Linked DNA regions of Homo sapiens: region 2 is linked to region 1. A link is an interaction called in ENCODE POLR2A ChIA-PET data of the cell type or tissue named here. Cell type or tissue: IMR-90. All regions are shown on one strand.

Region 1 (8,000 bases):
ACCTCGGCCTCCCAAAGTGCTGGGATTACAAGGCGTGAGCCACCGCGCCCGGCCACCTCCTCAAGTTTTAACAGCTAAATGTTAAGCTCTTCACAAAGAAGTCTCAAGTGTAACCTAATGAAATTAAAAACAGACTTTACAAAATCATTTCTCAAGTGGAGAGAATACTCTCAATTTATAAAACCATAAGACCAATAAACCTGAATAATGAGTACTAAAAAAGACAATTACCTATTTGTTAATTCCTTTGAAGGAAAAGGGCTCAAAATTGTGATTCTCAGACTTGGAGATTATAGGGCCTGGGTATAAAATACTTCCCTAAATAACTTACCAAGGCAATGGCATTATTCTTGCTCTAAACTATTAATTAACATCAAATCTCAACGTGTAGAGGGGCTAGGAGAGGTTAGAAAGTTACCATAATAGGATAAGCAGGGAAAAAAATCAGAAATAAACCAGAACATGACACCAAACAGTAATAGGGAGACTCAGAGTTAATACTTACAAGGTAAGAATTGCTGAGCTAAGTAGAGGTCTCTTTTATTGTGGTCTTCATTCTATCATTATTAAACCTAGGAAAAAGAGGGAAGACTTTAAAAATTTCAGCACATTATATAAGTTAGAACATTTCAACTGAGGTTGCCACCGCTGTATTCTGATCCTTATACAGCACAGAACAATCAGATTATAAACACCCAGCAGCATTTGTATGTTTCAGCCCAGTGCAGCATTCTTGTTAGTTTTTTTGTTAAGACATGGGGTCTTGCTCTATCACCCAGGCTGGAGTGCAATGGTGTGATCCTAACTCACTGCAACCTCAAACTCTTGAGTTTAAGCTATCCTCCTGCCTCAGCCTCGCAAGTAGCTGGGATTACAGGCCTGCATGCCACTACATCCTGCTTATCACTGGCTTTTAAAATTTGCTATTCTATTACAATTGCCCTCTTGAAGTTTAAGTCAAAAATTTTAGTCAAAGCTAAAACTCTAACTTGGAGCCCAATGAGCTTCTGGAGGACATCATATATTTGCAGATATTTTAAGATAAATTCAAGATCATATTCCAAGACTGATTAATCTCTCTCACACACATAAAATTGCATCATCTATAATCCATGTATTGTATATTGCACAATTCCAAGTACACAAAGGAAGGAATATATGACATTTTTAAAGATATGCTAGTAATCTGAGTTGGTTAGCATGTTTGGCTTCTGTGGGTCATGATTCTAAGTTGTAGTTGTTACATCAACTAATAGTTAAGCACTTACTATAAGATACAGAATAGAAAGGATATGACAAATTCATCCATGTTCTTAACAGAGCACTGCAAGTATACGCTTTATTGTAGACTAATCTTAACAGAAAAAGAACAGCATGTTTTTAAAAATTTCAAAATCATTTGCTTCAAAATTCACAGAAAAATCAAGGGAATACCAAAATGAACCTCCATATCCTATCTCTGGACTCCCAATCCAGCTGTACTGAAATCTAAAACTATGCCATACTTACTTCCCTTTGTTTTTTATGAAAATTGATTACACATACAGATGATGTCCTTTGTGAGCTATACCCTGATTCCATTCCATTCTTTCCAAAGATGCAAGCATAATCTTGAATTTGATATTTATTTCCTATGTTTTTACACTATTACTACCAATTCAAGAATTTAAACTTTATCATTGCTTTCAAGCTTTTGATAAATGGTATAATATCATACATATTTTATATACGTTACTCTGTATATAACCTTTATGCAACTTATTTGTTTGCTGAAGTAGGATATTCACCCATGATGATAAACACAGCTCTCATTTTAGTAGCTTTACAGTTCATCACATGACTATGTCACAATTTGCCATTCTCTTCTTGCTTAACATTTACATTGCTTTCATTTTTTTCCTATTAAAAATAACCAAGACTTTTTTCTACATGTCTTGAGTTTACCTAGAGCATCTAGGAATAAAATTGTTGGGTTCAAGCCTATTGTATCTTCAACTTTACAAAGATATTGCTAAATGCTCCCACAAGCAGCATATGAAGAGTTCCTCATTTTATATTTCCTCCAACATTTGGAAGCATATTTAAGAAAAACAGCCACTATCTATATGAAAATTTAAAAATTCATAAGTGATCAATTCCTTTGGTTTTCATCAAGTATTGGTTTAACATAGGTATACTAATGTTCCAAACAAAGAGAATAGACTGAAATTTGGCCCAAGGCACTTACATGAAAACAAAGCTCTGATAACACAGATTTTCCTCATGTGACTGAGGAAATACCAAGACTTAATCTATTTTTTAATCAGCCGAATTTAAGATTCAAGAACTTAATCTAGAAATGATAAGATTCCTAATTAAATATTAAGCTTAGATCCAAGATGACCAAAGAGGGGAAAAAAAGATGCAGGAAAAGTAGATAGTTTGTGGGTATGAACAATCCCTCCTCCAAGTTCATTTTGGGCAGTGCTTCTCACAAATGTGGTGCTCCTAAGAAAAATCTCTTAAAGCTTGTAAAAAAATGCAAATTCCAGGTCTGGAAAAATGTTTTTATTTTATTTTTTAAATTCTAGGTTATTCTCATACAGGTGGTTTGCAGGCAACTAAGCAGTAAGTAATGATTAAAAATGAGGTGCTTTCAATAGAGAGGATTATGTAACTCATGTTTTAGTTAGGGGAGGTAACAGTAATTAATATGTTATCTGTTAAATTACATAAACTTTTTTTTAAAAACCTCTAGCATTAGTCAACAACAACAAAAAAGTAACCTCAATTTATGGCTGAATATGCTTGACTTCACAATGCCAAGAAAGGTTGTGGGCTCATTTATTTTTTCAGATAACTAGACACATACTATGACAAAGCTTTTTTTAGTAATATTACCAGGGAACTAATATTCTGAATTTACTGTGATTGGCACAGGAAAATATTAAGAGTGAGAGTGATCAGGAGTGATTTTAATGAAGGTGACCAGAAAGCAACTATATGATTACCTTTTAAATAGAATGCTATTGCAAATGTCAAACTTTAAATGGGACATTTGGCTTTATACACTAAAAAAAAAAAAAAAAAAAAAAAAAAAGGCATTAGTAGTTTCCCACCAAGACCGCTACAAATAAATTCAGAACATTTATAGAAATCCAACATTCACACTTCCCTGTAACTCTAACCTATTGAAATTAGATGTAAAAGGAAGAAAAAAAATAGAATATTTAGGTTATAAAAATCGGCGCAAATTCAAATTATAAAAATAAAAACATTCTTCTATATTATTTGAAATTACAAAGTCCTGTTTCCAAAAGATTTAGAATAATCTAAGCTTTCTAGATAAAAAGTTCAGATAAAAGATATTTCAGTGAGAAATGGTAAATAGAAAAAGTAAGCAGTTTAGTAGTAAGAAAAAAGACATAAGTTTTCATCTGTTGCCTGCTTTTAGTTATTTACAACACTAAGTTAATATAGAATGTTGTTTTCTTTCTTTTATTATAGTGAAATCAACAAGAATTCGGTCTTGTTAGACTGGGCTTTTATAAAACAAAGATAATGTAGTCCAAAAGTGAAAGAAACACTCCTGTGTGGCCATAGCCAGCTTTTCTTTTCTATCCTCAATATATTACCTAACTTGTGATATCAGCAACTAATTATAATTTTTTTCAGTCTACCTGCTTAAAAGTGAAAACATGAAACATACCATATATACATGAAACATACTATATATACCTCCAGAAGCAAGACAGGTTTTCCATTCTAATGGATGGAATTAACTGAATAAAAATTAAATGAACTAAAGCCACAGAGAAATAGTAAAAAATAATAGAGTCTAAGAACTACAAGCATCTACTGTTCTCTTTATGCTGCAACCTTTCTGCTAAAGAATGTATTCTCTATACTGTGTATGTGGTACAGTGACAGTTGGGCTCTTCCCACCTGGGTTTGTAAAAACGGATGGGTGCAGGCTCCTTTGGCCACCATTATTGCATATTGATGTTATTCTGCACAACAGCTGACAAGCAGCATCGATCTCCCAGCCTCTGCTCCCAGCTGTAAGGGGTAAGAACAAGGGCTGTGGTGATAACTTGTTTATTCACTGCTGTTGCTGTTGCTGCTGCTGCTTCTTAAACAGCAAGCTGAGAAAAGAATATCAAACTGACACACAGAGGAAAAATGGTTCAGACATCAATCTACCTCTCAAGGTCTGCTTATATCACTATATGATAAAATTATTTTTAAAATAATTTTTCTTTAAAAAGTGGGGTGGGGAGAGAAAAAAGACAAAATTGGTGTTTTGATTATAAAGGGAACCTATAATGTATGCAAGGAAAAGGAAATTAATGACATATATAATAATCTTCCCCTTGTAAGTCTAGATTTAACCGCTCAATTATCAAAATTCTCTGAAGAGTTTTAACCAATGTTGGGGTAAATTCATTGAGAGTAACTTCCCTACCTATTCTCCTGGAAAATAAGAAAGTGTAAAACTCCAATCAAGAAATGACACTTTATTTTGCTTACAAAATGCCTCTAGCTCCCAAGTGCCCCATATCTAATCACCACCATATGTTTGACTTTAGACACTATTAGCAAAGAAATAAGATTTTAGTCCATACTGTTTTTGCATAAATCCCATTAAAAAAACTTCCATATGCAATTTACCTATTTTAAATGTGCAATACAAAGTTAAAAACTTAGTAAGTACATAGTATTAATTGATGAGTAACAGAAATAGAAATATTCACTGTTCAATTACCTTTAAATGTAATGTGATGCTATTTATAGACTTACAGCTTTAACTGTAAATGCAACTCATCTTTTAGAACCTTAAGCAACTTGTGATTCAGAAAAATATAAAAAGTCAGAAAAATTTGGAGATCTATAAACTATTAAAAAGAAAAACCCACATAGGCTAGAACTGGCAAGTAAGTTTAAATAATAATACCTAATCAAGAAGGCTAAGTTTGAGACATTTTAAAATAAAAGTATGAAACAGTAACAATATTTTAAATTTAGATATTTTGTAACAAATCAAAACCCAACCCCAATCTTCTATTTTTATCACAATTGAAAAAATTTTCTGCTTAGCAACTCAATGAGGAACAAAAAATGTTAATAATAATAAAAATAATTCTGAAGACCAGAGGATAACAAGATACTTTAAATATATTTGTTTTGTATGAAGGCTATAAAATAAAAAAGACTAACAGCAAATCCTCAAGCAAGATTTTTAAAAATTCAGACACTTAGAAACAGTAATGGATTAATAAACTATTAACCAGTGGGATTAATCAGTCTCAGCAGCCACATGTGAAACATGCTTCACATTTCTCCTCTAAGATTCTAACCATGAAAATAGGAAAGTAAAACTAAGTCAAATAATATGTTAATGAAGTATCAAAAGTGTGGTTTGTGGTGCTGTGAATAGAAATTTCACTTCAAAATGTATTTAATTTTAAACCTTCACATTAATTAAATATTACCCTTTGAAAAATGCTTATCAGAAAATATAATTCTGATACATTAGATCTCATTTGAAGAAAAACTGAAAGAGGTTAAGGATGTTATTTGCTAGTTTAAGAAAAAACACAAAATACACACATGAACAAAACTGCTTCAAATAAATATTTTTAAAACTTTTATTTAAAAAGTTAATTGTATCTATTATTTAACAAATTCTCATCAATATATAAAACCTCTATTAAAATGTCATAGCTGACAAACTGCCTAAAATGTAACATATCCTTATAAACTAGCATTATACATCTCTGACAAATAATAATTTTAAGTTCCTTCATATGTAGATATGTTAAGTTACCTCTATTCTAGTTTATTCAAATATTCTTTCTATACTAAAAAAACTATTTCAGTAAGACAGGAACAATGATGGTATAACTGTATTTTAGGGACAGCTAAGAATTTTTCCCAAAAGTGAATGTTATTTAACCCTGATTGTGCATTTAGCCAAAAACATAAATATTGAAAAAATGAGATACAAATCACTGAAAAAAAGATAAAAATTAACACAATAAATCTCTTCCCCCAAATTCCAACATAATTAACTACACATCAAGGCTTAAATTTAGATAATCAGGTTTGCAAATTTAAAACGGTCAAAATCTTTACAAAATGTCTTACAAGGGGTAGTTAAAAGAGAGCCAATCATACACAGCAGTTGAACTCTTTGTTAATTGGCCTCCTAAAATAACCCATACTCCTAATTAGGTTAAAGTTTCTCACCCTGTAAGAATTGACCAAATACAAGTAAACTGTTAATATTTGTATTGATTCTTTTAGATATGAAATTATTTACTAAGCTAAATTATTAGAAGTTTATAACCCAGTATAATAACTATAGGAAGAACAATTATATGATGCTAAATATTTGTGTTCAAAATAAGTTTTGATATCTTCAAAGATCACAAATCACAAACTCTCTAAATTTGGACGACTCTGTGGATTTATATCTTATCTACCATATAAACTCAAATGCTGTCTCTCTTTTCCTATTTAACTCATTAAGGCTGTTCTAAAGATACCTGCATTGAAAGTGACAAACTGAACCTGGATTTTTTTTCCCAGATACTCAGGTAACTGTATTTTCCACTTTTCATCTTAATGTTCTCTAACCTGAAAAATAGCTGTTAAGTCAGTGAGGGAAAAATTGTATTTATTTTCATTTTATTCAAACTAAGCTGCTTTTTCATAAAAATCTCAAATCAAACATATGAAGACATTCCATACCTCATATTTATCTGAACCACATTACAGTATGACACCAATATAAAAGTATCTAAACTTCACCCTTATGTTAAACTCTGATTTCTAAACATCTTTACATTTTATTTAACTTCAACTGTTAATTGATTCATTCCTGGTTTATCTACCTAATATCCAATATAGAAATATCAAATTTCAGTTTTTAGTATTTTGATATGTATTTCAACATTCACTCTTAAACACACCTCAGAATTCATCTTTAAAAATTTTACATTGTTGGAAGTTAAAAGCAGTTCTATGATCGTGATGATATACTTCATTCTTAAGACTAAATAATAATTTTCTCATGAAAACAAACCTTTGACATTTCCTCTAAGTATATAAATATTTTTAGGTGAAAAAATTAAAAAAAATTGTATTATGTTAGTAAACCTTACTTTAGCAAATAGTTTTTACACAAATAAACGCACACATATATGTACATATAAGATTAATACTTTACTATGAAAGAATTAACCAAGTAATACTTAGTAATACTGTTCAATAAGTTCATTTTCACTATACCAGATTACCATTTTAGAAAATGAAAGTTGTATTAGTTAAATACTGTCTGAAATTTTCAACTAAAACTATAAAAATCACTGGAGGTTTAGGGATTCTACAATTTTATTTTTAGAGTCTGCAACTTTTGATATTAACAACTGAAATATTTTACTCAGTGTATGTTGAGTAAGATACTAGTAATTTCTGCTTAAGAAAGTGGTTTTTTCAGTTTCGACCATATTGCCACTTTTGGTTAGGGCAGTACTTGGAATACTTTACATTTTCTTAAAATATTCTCATCAATTTTACCTAATTTTGCAGGCTCTACCTACTACTCTTCCACCTGTCAAACAGCTAAGCACTAAATTCCATTTGATTTAAACTCTCCATTTTATAAGATGAAAAGTTCATATTTTACTGAGTACACTGTAATAACCTTAAGAAAATAAAAATTACTATAAATACATATTTTTGGAATAAATTCAGTTGGAGTTAGACCTTAGGATGCTGAGAAGAACATTACCTGTATAAAAAAAAAATCTGGAGTTTTAGTAAGCTAGACAACTCAGCTTATGGCCACTTCATATGATGATTTCTGTTTATGAGTAATTACTTATTGATTTTAGTTCACGTAAAAATTTCAACTTTACCAATTGTCTAGTCCGATTATATTGCAAAGACATAAAATTATATGGTTTTAAAATTTGTTAGTATACCTTAATCTCATGTCATGTTCCAATGCATTATGT
Region 2 (8,000 bases), 470 kb after region 1:
CTTAAACAAAGTCAAGCAGGTTTATTTACTGCTGGGGTTTTTGTAACATTCAATATACTACTTTATACTCTAAATTTCTAAAAGGGGGCAACAACTTGTTGCATTTCCCTAATTAATTGGAGAATGAATTCTTTTTATTAAAACATGTCTCCTAGAAAATGTTCTGTAGGGTTAGGAAAACACTGACCTAATTCAGTATCATTATTTTATCTATAAAGAGATTGAAGCTCAGGACTGCCAGATTTAACAAATTACAATGCAAGTCTTCTAGCAAAATTTGAATTTCATGTAAATAATGAATAACTTTTTATCATTTGCATAAGGCATACTTATACTGTACTAAAAATATATTACTTATATGAAATTTACATTTAGCTGAGCATTCTGTATTTTTGTCTGGTGATCCTAGCAATTGGCTTATCCAAAATGACATAGCAAATGCATAGAAGAACTGGGGCTAAAATAAAGTTTTTATACTCTTACTTAGTGGTTTTATTTTCTAAGCTACATAGCATGGTTAAGGGTTTAATGGCACTGTGGCCTACTAAGGAGATACTATAATACATATAGAACCGCTTCACTCTTCTGTGACCCTCTATCACAGTGTCTGCCTAACAACCTAGCAGGAGAATACTACAACCAATATTAATGTAATTGAAAAATAACAATGATGGCCAGGTACGGTGGCTCATGCCTGTAATCACAGCACTTTGGGAGGCCAAGGTGGGTGGATCACAAGGTCAGGAGTTCGAGACCAGCATGGCCAAGATGGTGAAACCCCGTCTTCACTAAAATTACAAAAATTAGCTGGGTGTGGTGGTGGGCGCCTGTAATCCCAGCTACTTGAGAGGCTGAGGCAGGAGAATCGCTTGAACCCGTGAGGCGGAGGTTGCAGTGAACCAAGATCGTGCCACTCCGCTCTAGCCTGGGCGACAGAGGAAAACTCTGTCTTAAAAAAAAAAAAAAGAAAGAAAAAGAAAATTAACAATCATAATGATGACTGACCTTTATTGGATGCTTACTGCATGCCAAGCACTGTTCCAAGAGACTTCTGTCTTTTGTCATTTATGCCTCCACAACAGCCCTATAGGCAGGGGCTATTGTTTTCCCATGTTACAGATGCAGGAACTGAGGCACAAGAGGGTAAGCAAATTGGCCAGGATCTCTCACAGCAGATAAGTGGCAGAGCTGAGGAAGAACTTTTAGGAAAGGAAAATTATATTTTGAAAAATCCCTTTTAAAATATATACCATAATTGAGAAGAAGTAAACTTTCTTTTTGACCGATCTCTGGAGGCTTGTTTGAACTCACTTTTAAGAAATAAAACCTCTGCCTGTCAGATGAATATCTTTATTGCAAAGGAAATTTGTATCATACAGCTCCTCCTAAGCAAGGAAAAACATAAAACAGAGATCTATGTTGGGTTGTGATATCTCTTTCTAGGTGAAGGTTAGGGGCAGAACCATAGGTCTAAGACTTGGAGCTGCAAATAGCAACAGGTCCTGCACATGGTACCTGCATTTGTAAGTGGAGGACAAAAACCACATCTTATCACTCCTCTTTCCTCAGTAGAATGTAGAGCAATAACTGGCATGTAGAAGGAGCTCAATAAAGATATCCAAACATATCTTTCTAGGAGATATGTTTTAATAAAAAAGGTCTGTTCTCTAATTACTTAAGGGGAAAAGACCCTCACTAATCCTTTGAGTAGAGACACACACTCATAGCACCCACCACCAAAGCCTTCTTTCCCGTATGAAAGACAGCGATGCATGTGAGAATGGCTTCAGATTCCCTTCCTTTTTGACACTGAAACCTGACATTCTTTTGGATTAAGAACCTAACTAGCTCTACCCAACTAGCTCATAGATTCCTTGGCTGGAAAGCTGCCTTGGAGAGTTAAGAAAAATGAGGTTTCCAGAAAATTGAGGTGAAGGGGCACAAGCCTTTCAAAGCTGTCATATTAAAATCAGCACGTTGACCATCATTTTCTGGAGACTTGGAGTGTAGACGAGAAGGCAGCCAGGGACATGGTGAAATGTGATTTTATCTCGGTGGTCAGTCTGAGTCTTTGTGGATCTCCTCACTCACATGTCTTTCCTCACTGATACCCAGCCCTTATTTACCAAGTCCCTTTGGCAAACAAGGGACCCATTTCCTCTTGAACTCTTGTCAAAATCGTTTTTAATTATTATAGATTTATGGCTCAAAAAATCGGAGAAATTCTAAATTAGTGGCTTAAAACATCAGCTGAATCTATCATATTCCATTTTTATGATTACAACTACTATCAATAATAGCTATCATTTTCTAAGGGCCTACCTTGTTCCATGTATTCTACTAAGTGCATTATATACATTAACTCATTAATCGAATGGAAACTAACATTTCTCTGGAGGAATACATTTAGGCTCAGAGAGGTTAAGTAACTTACCTAAGGTTCCACGATGAGTTGGTGTTCTGAGAATAAATGTGCACTAAAGGACTACAGCAAACATTTTACTATTTTAGGCTTATGGAAATGAGGCAAACTCAATTTGTGAGACACACATTTTAATAAACTGTGTTTAAAGCTAGAGTTTACCACCTTCTCACACACTGAGTAACTTGAACTATGTATGCAAAGAACAGCTGCCTTGCGGGGGGGGGGTCTTGGAAGACCTACAGATGAGCCTTATTTATAATTAGAGTGCCACTCTTTAAGCATTATTTATAATTAACATGTCAGTGATTTATAATTGAAGAAATCCTCCTATTTTTAAAAGACTAATAAACTGTTTTAAACTATTTAAATTATAATTCTTTTTATCCTTGATTTGATTACCAAACTTCAGGCCAGTTCTGTAACTGACTCTGAATTAATGGAAGTGAAAACTAATGCAGTTTAATGTAGAGGATTTGTAGCCATCCTTGTGTGGCTTTCTTATTTAAAATACATCTCTTCTTGACTGGCACTGGCTGTTTGGATATCTGTAAGATTCACCCTTTGCAAGAATAGAATCAAAGCCTCTAAGGAATTGGATTTAATTCTGAGAACGTGGAATTTTCCTTTGAAGTGACCCTTTAAAAATATTAGCAAGTTCCTGCCTTAATATCCAACTTGTATGCCTCACTGAGTTTTCATGAGATTCGCAGCCATCACTAGTTCTTTGTCTGGAAGCTGAAATGAAAAGCTAAGAGTTGTAGTGGGCTGAGAGAACACTGCTCCGGCGTCGTGCCCCGCTGCCTGTTTTCGTCCAAATGACTCAGATACAGTACTACAGCTGTTTCAGCATTCTTGGGTTTTGTTTGCCAGCTCTATTGGAGACTAAAGCTTATATAAGTAATATGAAACCTTAGCATTTACAACATAAAGCCACCACAAGAACTCACAGACATTAAGCATTGGTAGGATTTTATTTGGAGGAATTTTATTTTAAAATGTAATATCCTTTTCCTTTCTTTGGCAAAATAGAATCAGGAGAACTTGGATGGAACTCTACTGCTTATGAAAAGTCTCACCCTGTTCTTATAAGCAAGTCTGTCACCCTTGATTGGAAAGTAATAATTCATAAAACTTGATGTTATTATCGTTCCTCTGCCTGGAGTGATAGATATTCTTGAGGCTTTGTAAATAAAAAGTTTAAAATTGAATTTGCAACTCAAAAGACTGGTAAGTTCAAATGTTAGTTTCCTGCTGAGTAACTGCGAAAACAATTCCAAAGTAGCCAGTAGTGTGTTAGGAATGGCAGGTTTATTAAATGACTTGATGAAGTGCAATGAAAACACACTTTTGGTGTCTTTTTGCAGCCTTTCCCGCTACAAAAATAATAGTTTTCTTATAGACATTAGTGTTTGCCTTCACTCTACTTCTTTGGTTATTCTCCCAGTTCAGGTTTTATGCAAAGTTGTTCAATAACAAGGCGAGAGTTGGTTTTATTCCTAGCAGACCAATAGGGTTCTCATGTATGAACTGATTGTCTGACACTGCTTGGAGATTATTGGTTTGCATTTCACCATGTAATTTGTAGTAAAAAGTGTTAAACTATGATGAAAAATCCCTTTGGTGTAAAATAGTGCCACTGAGTATTGCGTTCTCATGGCAATATGCCTTCCAATGTCACATATCTTCACTGAAGTCCTTGAAGGAACTGGGTCTTGCTGGAGGGAAGAGAATGACCGAGATGTGGGAAGGTTGCTCTAGCCCAATAGAAAACCAGCAAGTTCATTTAAAAAGGTATCTTTCAATTATGAAAACTGGCAGGCATCAAAGGACACTTGGCAGTTGAACTTTGCAAAAACATTTGCACTGGCGGCTGAAGAGGACCTTCTCTATTGCTGGTTTCATAAAAAAATGAAACATTTTACAGTTTCACCTCAATTTCCTCTCTCCTTTTTCCACAGAAACAAAAGGTGATTTTTCAAGGTCCCTATATCAGCATTATTTGACATCCTCCTATGGGCTTGACCAAATAACTGACCCAATCACTCATGAAGAAAATCAAAAATACTTTGATTTTCACTCCTCACCCTCAATTCCTGTTAAGTTAATGGCAAATTGTTTCTTTTTCCCATTTCTTTATTCCTCCCACCCCATGGGCAAAACACTGCTGCTATAAAAATAAAAACAGTGAAATTCCAGTCTTGACTAAATTTGGGAATTCTTGCACACATGAAAAAAATCTTTGTTTCTCTTTGTGGAAATTGGCAAAGTGAAAATGGACAGCTTAGCTCTTCTCACACTGGCACTTAGATTTACTGCAGAAGTTGAATTTTTAAAAGATTGTAAATATAATTATAGGGGAAAAAGTGTGGTTTATGTTTATCTCCACACCAAATTCCCTGTATGGAGATCTTTATAACAAATCTGCAGGATTCCTTCCTTTCTGGTCAAGGATGTAGGCTTGTAAGACCGGAGGCCTGTGCTCAGTGCCCCTTGCATGAAGACACTGTCTACTGTTGCTTAGCTCATCGGGTATAACGGAGGGTAAGGAAGCCTCAGACTGCCAGGTGACTGGATGACTAAGTGCATCCTTGAACCTCTGCTAAGATATCAACAAAACCCTCATGCAAACCGACTTTGGGGACTCTCTCCTTTTATTGGTCTCTGATATAAAATAGGTCTGGTTATATCTAGAAAACCCCATCGTCTCAGACCAAAATCTCCGTAAGCTGATAAGCGACTTCGGTAAAGTCTCAGGATACAAAATCAATGTGCAAAAATCACAAGCATTCTTATACACCAATAACAGACAAACAGAGAGCCAAATCATGAGTGAACTCCCATTCACAATTGCTTCAAAGAGAATAAAACACCTAGGAATCCAACTTACAAGGGATGTGAAGGACCTCTTCAAGGAGAACTACAAACCACTGCTCAATGAAATAAAAGAGGATACAAACAAATGGAAGAACATTCCATGCTTATGGGTAGGAAGAATCAATATCGTGAAAATGGCCATACTGCCCAAGGTAATTTATAGATTCAATGCCATCCCCATCAAGCTACCAATGACTTTCTTCACAGAATTGGAAAAAACTACTTTAAAGTTCATATGGAACCAAAAAAGAGCCCGCATTGCCAAGTCAATCCTAAGCCAAAAGAACAAAGCTGGAGGCATCATGCTACCTGACTTCAAACTATACTACAAGGATACAGTAACCAAAACAGCATGGTACTGGTACCAAAACAGAGATCTAGACCAATGGAACAGAACAGAGCCCTCAGAAATAATGCCGCATATCTACAACTATCTGATCTTTGACAAACCTGACAAAAAGAAGAAATGGGGATATGATTCCCTATTTAATAAATGGTGCTGGGAAAACTGGCTAGCCATATGTAGAAAGCTGAAACTGGATCCCTTCCTTACACCTTATACAAAAATTAATTCAAGATGGATTAAAGACTTAAATGTTAGACCTAAAACCATAAAAGCCCTAGAAGAAAACCTAGGCAATACCATTCAGGACATAGGCATGGGCAAGGACTTCACATCTAAAACACCAAAAGCAATGGCAACAAAAGACAAAATTGACAAATGGGATCTAATTAAACTAAAGAGCTTCTGCACAGCAAAAGAAACCACCATCAGAGTGAACAGGCAACCTACAGAATGGGAGAAAATTTTTGCAACCTACTCATCTGACAAAGGGCTAATATCCAGAATCTACAATGAACTCAAACAAATTTACAAGAAAAAAACAAACAACCCCATCAAAAAGTGGGCAAAGGATATGAACAGACACTTCTCAAAAGAAGACTTTTATGCAGCCAAAAGACACATGAAAAAATGCTCATCATCACTGGCCATCAGAGAAATGCAAATCAAAACCACAGTGAGATACCATCTCACACCAGTTAGAATGGCGATCATTAAAAAGTCAGGAAACAACAGGTGCTGGAGAGGATGTGGAGAAATAGGAACACTTTTACACTGTTGGTGGAACTGTAAACTAGTTCAACCATTGTGGAAGTCAGTGTGGTGATTCCTCAGGGATCTAGAACTAGAAATGCCATTTGACCCAGCCATCCCATTACTGGGTATATACCCAAAGGATTATAAATCATGCTGCTATAAAGACACATGCACACGTATGTTTATTGTGGCACTATTCACAATAGCAAAGACTTGGAACCAAGCCAAATGTCCAACAATGATAGACTGGATTAAGAAAATGTGGCACATAAACACCATGGAATACTATGCAGCCATAAAAAATGATGAGTTCATGTCCTTTGTAGGGACATGGATGAAGCTGGAAACCATCATTCTCAGCAAACTATCGCCAGGACAAAAAACCAAACACCACATGTTCTCACTCATAGGTGGGAATTGAACAATGAGAACACATGGACACAGGAAGGGGAACATCACACACTGGGACCTTTTGTGGGGTGGGGGAAGGGGGGAGGGATAGCTGTAGGAGATATACCTAATGCTAAATGACGAGTTAATGGGTGCAGCACACTAACATGGCACATGTATACATATGTAACAAACCTGCACGTTGTGCACATGTACCCTAAAACTTAAAGTATAATAATAAAAATAAATAAATAAATAAATAAAAAATAAATAAAATAGCTGTGGTTCATTTTATCCATACCATTCAACATGCTGAGTGGTGCAAGTCCCACTCTGTAATTTGTGTGTACATTTGTATACATATTTTCTTCTTCAGTGTTTATCCTTAACAAAATAAAATAGTTGTTCTAAATCTACAACGTTTCTGCATAAGCATAGCTAAAACACTGGTGAAAAGAGGAGCTGTGACCCACTCATATTCTAAACCCCCAAATTAAATCTCTTCTTTCCTACACTTCTCTGCTTTGTGACTTTTGTTTCTAATATCCACGTTAGAAAAAAAAGTTTAGCTGCCTGCTGGAGTTTTGGTGAAGCTTTTGGCCCTACCTTTAAGACATGGAGGGAATGTCTAGCATTCTTCACGGAAATGTGCCTGTGAGGAGCATTAACTCCTGTTATACAGGGAGAATAGCTAGCTGGTAGAGGTCTCAGGGAGAAATCTTGCCTATTGCTATTGAGGAGGCCAGGTCATCTTGATTTACCATTTTATGTCCCACCTCCCTTCCCACCTCTAGCCTCTCTTCTCCTGTGGTAGGAGGACTAATGGCCCCCTCAAAGCTGTCCAGGTCCTAATCCCCAGAACCCATGAATGTGTTACCTTACAAGGTAAAAGGAATTTTGCAGATGTTATTAAGTTAAGGATATTGAAATAGGGCCATTATCCTAGATTATCCAGGGGGCCCAATGTCATCACAAAGTACTTGTAAGAGGAATGCAGGAAGGTCATACGGGGAGAAGGCAGTGTGACAAGAGAAGCAGAGATAGGAGTAATGTAGAATGAGCATTTCACTGGTACTACTCATTTAGAAGAAAATTAACTTTGGAAATGTAAAAGTAATGATGAAATTTCTTGCACAAGTCATATTAAGTGCAAGGGTCTCAAAATCTTTCACAATAGACTATTATTAGAACCCTTGATATTTATGCTGATTT

What was found. Peaks named below come from ENCODE experiments on the same cell type or tissue, not always from the same donor. Only the 100,000 strongest peaks of a DNase experiment are listed, where the experiment ranks them.
Region 2: POLR2A ChIA-PET joins it to region 1 with 16 read pairs; 2 of 35 experiments call an interaction of 5 or more read pairs at or near these places.

The regions. Positions count from the first base shown.
Region 1 is chr13:50,067,592-50,075,591 of GRCh38, forward strand. It overlaps DLEU2 (deleted in lymphocytic leukemia 2), which reads right to left. Exons shown (of 14, transcript NR_152566.1): 2 at 7,968-8,000; 3 at 3,925-4,038; 4 at 2,991-3,050; 5 at 506-572. Among named protein-coding and RNA genes, the nearest start is that of DLEU1, 11 kb to the right of the region's middle. In IMR-90, no CTCF peak of the experiment used is centred here; no DNase peak of the experiment used is centred here; H3K4me3 peaks cover 297 bases; H3K27ac peaks cover 2,209 bases.
Region 2 is chr13:50,540,709-50,548,708 of GRCh38, forward strand. No RefSeq gene overlaps it. Among named protein-coding and RNA genes, the nearest start is that of DLEU1-AS1, 17 kb to the left of the region's middle. In IMR-90, no CTCF peak of the experiment used is centred here; a DNase peak (open chromatin) is centred at 3,283; H3K27ac peaks cover 280 bases.